2 separate regions of the Homo sapiens genome follow, and region 2 is linked to region 1. The links are chromatin contacts, found by Hi-C or POLR2A ChIA-PET in ENCODE. All regions are on one chromosome and are shown on one strand. Each heading gives the region's core, a stretch centred on a gene start or an enhancer-like site at or near the end of the contact. The rest is flanking DNA. Distances are from core to core; before and after follow the strand shown.

Region 1 (3,192 bases), core at 373-2,872:
GTAAATGCCAAACAAGCCAGGGCCGTGTCCATCCGGAAGTACATTGATCAATGCCAACAGCTGTTCAACCAGTTATGAATTTCCTCAACTCTCATGGGAGATGCTCCTGCAGATAAAACCGAATCTGTAGACCAAAAAAAACTATAATGTTATTAATATGGAGTATCTGGTTTCTCTGTCTCTAATGCAACTCATGAGAAGTGTGCCATTTGGAGCCCAAGTAAGTAAAGAAACCCTTTGAATAAGTTGAGTAGTGAATACATTCAGGCTCAGCTTATGAAAACTAGCTACAGAGAAAAATACGAGAGAGAAGCATCTTGTGCAACAGTTCCATTCTATTTTCTTTTCTTTTTTTTTTTTTTGAGACAGAGGCTTGCTCTCTCGCCCAGGCTAGAGTGCAGTGGTGGTGAGATCTCAGCTCACTGCAACCTCTACCTCCTGGGTTCAAGCAGTTCTCTTGCCTCAGCCTCCCGAGTAGCTGGGACTACAGGCGCAGGCCACCACACCTAGCTAATTTTTTGTATTTTAGTAGAGATGGGGTTTCACCATGTTGCCCAGGCTGGTCTCGAACTCCTGAGCTCAGGCAATCCGCCCACCTCAGCCTCCCAAAGTGCTAGGTTTACAGGCGTGCACCACCACACCCAGCCAATAGTTCCATTCTAAAGACAATATAAAGTGAACATTCTCTCTAGTCATCATTACCCTTAAAAACCCTTTAGCAAAGAGCTGCATTGGAAGCCATCTCAGTCTCTCAGTAAGGTCCCCAACACTAGCTTTTCTTACAGTGGTGGAACAAATTGCAATCTCTTTAGTAGAGCATCAATGAAGTGGTTGGCTCAATTTTAGTAGCTATGTTAAAGAAAAATATGCATCTTGTAAATACTAGAATCATGCTTAGTGTGGCAAGATGCTCCCACTGTTAGAGAACAAAGCAAAAATATTGAGTGAATAGTAGGTGCTCCTCTCTCCTTCTGACTCCAGGGCTTCCACTCAGTAAGTGGAGGAAATATTAGTCTCTCTCTGTCTCTCTCTCTTTCTCCAGTTCCTCAGAATAGAATTTGTTTAAACATGGGTATGACGTCTGTTTAGTAGTACCACATTTTTTTTTTTTTACAAAAAAGTCTTGGGAGTTCTAGGCAGGCAGATGACAAGGTCAAGAGTTTGAGATCAGCCTGACCAACATGGTGAAACCCCATCTCTACTAAAAATACAAAAATTAGCTGAGCATGGCATGCCTGTAATCTCAGCTACTCAGGGGGCTGAGGCAGGAAAATCGCTTGAATCCGGGAGGCTGAGGTTGCAGTGAGCCGAGATCCCACCACTGTACTCCAGCCTGGGCGACAGAGCAAGACTCCATCCCCCACCCACCCACCCACCCCCAAAAAAGGAGTAAAAAATACGCACACTTCTGATACCTGAGATCGGAAAGTTCAAATGTTTAGAGGAGGACAATTATTCAAAAGGAGGTGGATTACAATCTGTTATCTTGGGGGATTCAGAGTAGTCCATTTCGGCATTGGAGTGTCTATTACAATCCAGGCAGGTTGGTTAGTTTAACTACATGTCTACCTTGGGGAATTACTGGGTGCCTGCACCTATTATTTGTAGGTACTATGCATCATTGCATCTGTGCCTGATGAGGTTCTGAAGAGACGAGGTCAACAGGAAGCTGGGATTTTACAGTGCCATTATTTGTAGGTACTATGCATCATTGCGTCTGTGCCTGATGAGGTTCTGAAGAGACGAGGTCAACAGGAAGCTGGGATTTTACAGTGCCCTAATATTTTAAAATGCTAAGGAGAAGTCAGTGCTCCTCCATCGCCCCTCCTGAACAGCAACCCTTAGGTGGGAAGAGAACTACCCTTAAGTAAGGAGTTAGTGGGCTTGTCCTCCATTACAGGAAGCTACAAAATTAAAACCAGGGATGTACTGAGGAATGCCTCCTAGGTGTGCTTGCCTAGTGCCCTCAGTAAAACTTCTTTGAAAGAGATGTGGGCAACTGTAGCAGCCACGAGAGTGGAAAGTTGAGAACCTAATGATCTGATTTTGGGGAGGTTAGAAGACCTGCCATTATCCTTGACCTGAAAGGAAGGTAAAGATGGTTGGTCTCTCAACACACTCATCACCACAAGAAAAGAATAGCATTTTAAATCCAGAAATCTCTTAGTCAGGGCCTAAGCCACATATGGTTGTGTGAAATAGTAACAGTGCTCACACCCCTGCAAAGGCAAGGTGCCTGGAGAGGGATGCGCAATGTTGAAAATCAATGCCTGTCTCTAAATGAAAAACTTAGACGCACGTGGGCTTTGGCTACATAACGAAAGCACTTGGGTTCAGTAATTTACAGAATTAAATGAGTGCTCATATTCAAGAGCTTTTAGTAGAAGTGAAACAATTAAATGACCAATGTTTTAGAAAAGCATTTTTAAAACCTTACTCTTAATTCAATTTGACCTTTTTAGAAGAATTATTTAGCAGATAAATTTTATCCCAAAACCAGACAAAAGAATAAAATGAAATCACACTTATGATTTCTCACATGCTGATATTAACTTCTTTCATATATTTTAAACAATGGCAATAGACTTTGTACTGAAATCTAAATCTACGTTGTAAAATACACTCAGGGCCGTGTCACTAGCTTCCAGTTTAGTGGCTTCCAGCACTTATTGATCTCACAATGTCAAAACAATTTTTTTTTTGCCTCAAGGCACTTAATCTTTGATCAGAGGGGATCAGTTACCAAAATTGACTGTATGAAGTTTAACGGCTGAATTTAAATTGTACCAAGTAAACAATTATGTCATTTATATTTGTTATAGGGCGGTCACCATCTGCTTTATTCTGCTTGTGCTTTAGGGACCCAAAGTTACAGGGCAATTTTTCTAGTGAAAGTTTTTAATCAAATTGTCATCTCCTGTCTAAGCCACCTTGTTGAAACATGACATTTCTGACCCTGGTAGCATCATGAGAATTTGAAATAGAATATAAATTTGTATTACTGGGTTTTCTTATTGGTTGACCAAAAAGAAAAATTAACCTTATATGTATCACAAATTAAAGTATAAAATTTTAAAGGATCTTTGTCCCCAGAAGTGGGAAAGCAAGATGTAAATTAATAAAAGTCTCTTGAAATGATTATGCATCTTATTCATCAACAAAATTCTAGCCACAGGACCACAGCTGACATTT
Region 2 (3,682 bases), core at 15-2,514, 390 kb after region 1:
TGGGAGAACCTAGCTGAGAGGGCCCCCTACCCCGTGCATATCACTCCAGACCCCTGTAGATGGTGCACAGTGCTGATAAAACCAGGAACAGAGAGGGAAGTGGGAAGAGGCCGGAGGGAGGAGAGGCAGGAAATGCCAAGAAGTCAGGCACCAAGCTCCTGCCTTTAAACACTCTCACAAACAGGACCCCTTCCCACGATGTCCTGGTGAGAGGAAGATGAGAATCTATTTGTTGGCCAAACACTGGCAATCAGAGAACTTTTCTTAGCAACTTGATCCTGGTCAGAGTGTGTTGCTTTGGGTTGAGAAATGGCAGCTGGCCTCCTGACTCTGAAAGGCTTCAACACTTTGGCAGGAAGTGACTGTGGCAGGAGCACCAGCAGGGCCGGCCTGAGCCATCTCCCATCGGCGCCTCCCTCGCTGCTACCCAGCCCCAACCCAGTAAGAGTGCTGGCCCCAGACCTCTACCTCCAGCTCCTTCCAAATACAACTTTCTGAGTTCCTCTAGAAAAAGCCAAAAGTCATCCCAAGAAGTAAATCTCTAAGAAAATATCAGCCACCATGGCAAGCTGGAGGAGAAAGAGTTTGGGGCTGATGGCCACCTAGTCCATTGAAGTTTAGTACTGGCTCACAGATCAGCTTGGTAAGACTGTCAATAACTTAATCTAGAAGAATCTATGTAGAGATAGCTAGATCTTACCTGCCCTAACTCAACCCACAAAGGATTTGCAGCAGCTAATTCCAAGTAATCACTGTGAGAGCCCCAGCTCTGAGAGGCTCTAGGGATTCTTTTGCATTTGGCCTGATCAGTGCCTGTGTGTTCATTTTTCTTGGGGAAACATCTGCCGCCCACAGGAAGAGCACCTGACGCCAGCCCACCTGGCCCATTCGAGTGCCTGCAACCCTGCCCTGCTTCAGGAATGAACATATCCCGGGACGGTCTGGTGAGACCCAGTCCTAGGCCCCCCTCACCCCTGGAGTTGCAGCAAATCAGGAGCAAGCCTGGAGCTGCCAGCACCATAGGGAGAGCCCATCTGAGAGGGCATCAACCCAGGGAAAGCAGCTCCCTATATATCCTCAAGGCCTGGATCCAGCAGTGACTGGAGCCAGTTTCCCCAAGTGTTTCAGCTACATGAGCCAATACACTCTTGCTCATTTAAGACAACGTGAGTTGGGTTTCTGTTAACTTGCTACGGAAAGAGTCCTGACTAATGAAGACACCACCCAAAGAGGCCCCCAACCAAGGTCTCCAGGACTGCTCAGCCATGAACGCAGGGCAGCCCGACTGCACGCACCTGCACCGTCTTGGTCTGGATGCCCACGATGCCACCACACTTCTCCTCGACCTGCATGTGCTCAGAGATCACACACTTCTGCATCGTCGTGATCTTCTGTGTCAAAACGCACAGGACCTCATTCCTTCCTTCCAGCACCTGCTGGAGCACAGGGTTTCTCAGATTTATTGTTCTGAAAAAGAAAAACGGATGTGAGTGGCTTAGTGCCTCAGGGGACATTGGTGTAGTGTGAATTTCCTCTTGCACAGCAGGCAGCTGAGGAGTGAGCAGGTGACAGCCAGGCTTTGTTGATTTCCTCATGATGAAAGGGGTGGCAGGTCACCTGGAAAGACATAAACCAAACTCTCTTGAGGCCACCTCAGAGCTGCCGGGCCTCTGGGGGCCAGGCTAGATGCCAGAGGGAAGGGGGCTTTCAGTCAAACAGCAGCGCCGGTTGTCAAGGAGAAGAAAAGAAAATCAACCAGGGCCAGGCGTGGTGGCTCACACCTGTAATCCCAGCACTTTGGGAGGCTGAGGCAGGCAGATCACTTGAGGTCAAGAGTTCGAGACCAGCCTGGCCAACATGGTGAAACCCTGTCTCCACCAAAAATACAAAAATTAGCCAGGCGTGGTGGCACACACCTGTAATCCTAGCTACTAAGGAGGCTGAGGCACGAGAATCGCTTGAACCTGGGAGGCGGAATTTGCAATGAGCTGAGATCATGCCATTGCGCTCCAGCCAGGGCAACAGAGCAAGACTCCATCTCAAAAAAAAAAAGGAAAAGAAAAGAAAACTAACCAGGAAGGAAACTGCAATCCATGTACCTTAGACCCTGGAAACTCCACTTTTTTATTTAATCAGAGCTGAAGGATGTCAGACGTCACAGCCATGGCCCAGGGAATACAGGATTATGATGGGAGGAATGGTGACCAATTGCTTCTCATTGAGAAAGGAATAGGCCTAAAGTATGAGTAGCAAGAAGGAAATTAGATTTGAACTAAGAGGAAACTTCTTAACCTGTCTAGGAAAGATGTTTCATCTCTTAGAAGGGGTTTGATGTCTTTTTACACATGGGGAAACTGAGGCTGGTTATGCATGGCCTATCCAGAGTCACTCAGCAGAGATTTGGGGCTCCCACCCAGCCACTTGAAATTCTGCAAACTTTCAAGAACAGACTAAATTTTTATTTACAGGAGATGATTTCATGCTTAGAAGCAAATGATGAAATAACTTCTCTGGAGATCTCATTCAATACTATGATTCTATGAAATGGACAGGAAAAGAACCAAACTAGAGTTGGTGACAGCACAAGAAAAATTATGGTATCCATGCTGGTCTTTTTTTAAGAGGTTAGTTACCTTGAAAAGCTCAGCACCCATCCCTGACCACACACATGCTGGGTCACCCATCCTAGACAGACTCAGGTTCTCTGGGCTTCAGAAAGTAGCCCTGGAACTGGAGTGAGTAGCTAGGAAAGTCCCATCTCAATGTAATCACCTGCCCAGAATAGAAACAACTCACGTGTCCATCAACAGATGAATGGAGAAACAAAATGTGTTATAGTCATATAATGAGATATCATACAGCCATAAAAAGAAATGAAGTTGGGCCGGGCACAGTGGCTTATGCCTGTAATCCCAGCACTTTGGGAGGCCGAGGCAGGTGGATCACCTGAGGTCGGGAGTTCGAGACCAGCCTGACCAACATGGAGAAACCCCGTCTCTACTGAAAATGCAAAATTAGCCAGGCACATGCCTGTAATCCCAGCTACTCAGCAGGCTGAGGCAGGAGAATTGCTTGAACCCGGGAGGCGGAGGTTGCGGTGAGCTGAGATTGTGCCACCGCACTCCAGCCTGGGCAACAAGAGCGAAACTCCGTCTCAAAAAAAAAAAAAAAGAAGTGAAGTTCTGACATCTGCTGCAACATGGGTGAACCTTGAAGACATTATGCCAAGTAACACACTCCAGGGACAAATGAGCAATATTGTGTGGTTCCTCATATGAAATATCTGGAACAGGCAAATTCATAATGACAGAAAGCAGATTGGAGGTTACCGGGGCTGCAGGGCTTCGCTGCCTGATGGCTGCAGAGTTCCTAGTTGAGGTGACGAAGAAGTTCTAGAAATGCAGAGTAGAGATGACGGCACAACAGGGTGAATGTATTTAATGCCACTGAATTTTACACTTAAAAATGGTTACAACAGTAAATGTTGTGTCTCATCTATTTTACCACAATAACAAATAGATAAGACATAGGAAAAACGGGTTCAATCTTAGTACTGGTTAAGGAAATTCAAATTATAAAAATGTCTCACACGTGATAAAAATACATTGATGACAACCACAAAGCTGCCGAGAGACTCCATTTCCAGGAAGGAACAGGAAACAGGGACCCTGGAGCCTGCAGG

What was found. A loop is a pair of places that touch in the nucleus more often than their neighbours do. ChIA-PET counts read pairs that join two places held with the same protein, here RNA polymerase II (POLR2A). Pooled maps may share reads with other maps.
Region 2: a loop to region 1 is called in a map of OCI-LY7, with 4 times the contacts of the local background. The contact joins two enhancer-like sites. A Hi-C loop is called at or near these places in 1 of 168 maps with a recorded cell type or tissue (OCI-LY7), 2 of 37 single-sample maps with no recorded cell type and 4 of 50 pooled maps. POLR2A ChIA-PET finds 5 or more read pairs at or near these places in 1 of 52 experiments (OCI-LY7).

What each region holds. Positions count from the first base shown.
Region 1 is chr7:24,324,214-24,327,405 of GRCh38, forward strand. All of the region lies in intron 1 of LOC107986777 (a long non-coding RNA gene), which reads right to left. Among named protein-coding and RNA genes, the nearest start is that of NPY, 42 kb to the left of the region's middle. RefSeq lists a silencer at 1,679-1,889 and an enhancer at 1,716-1,785. Within about 2 kb of position 1,623, at least 2 of the 41 ENCODE cell types and tissues checked have a DNase peak (open chromatin) inside an H3K27ac peak, as active enhancers do; they include OCI-LY7, where a contact is called at or near this core.
Region 2 is chr7:24,717,752-24,721,433 of GRCh38, forward strand. GSDME (gasdermin E) reads right to left here. Exons shown (of 10, transcript NM_001127453.2): 4 at 1,296-1,467. Among named protein-coding and RNA genes, the nearest start is that of GSDME, 38 kb to the right of the region's middle. RefSeq lists enhancers at 1-516, 803-1,002, 1,123-1,312, 2,810-2,909. Within about 2 kb of position 1,265, at least 4 of the 41 ENCODE cell types and tissues checked have a DNase peak (open chromatin) inside an H3K27ac peak, as active enhancers do; they include OCI-LY7, where a contact is called at or near this core.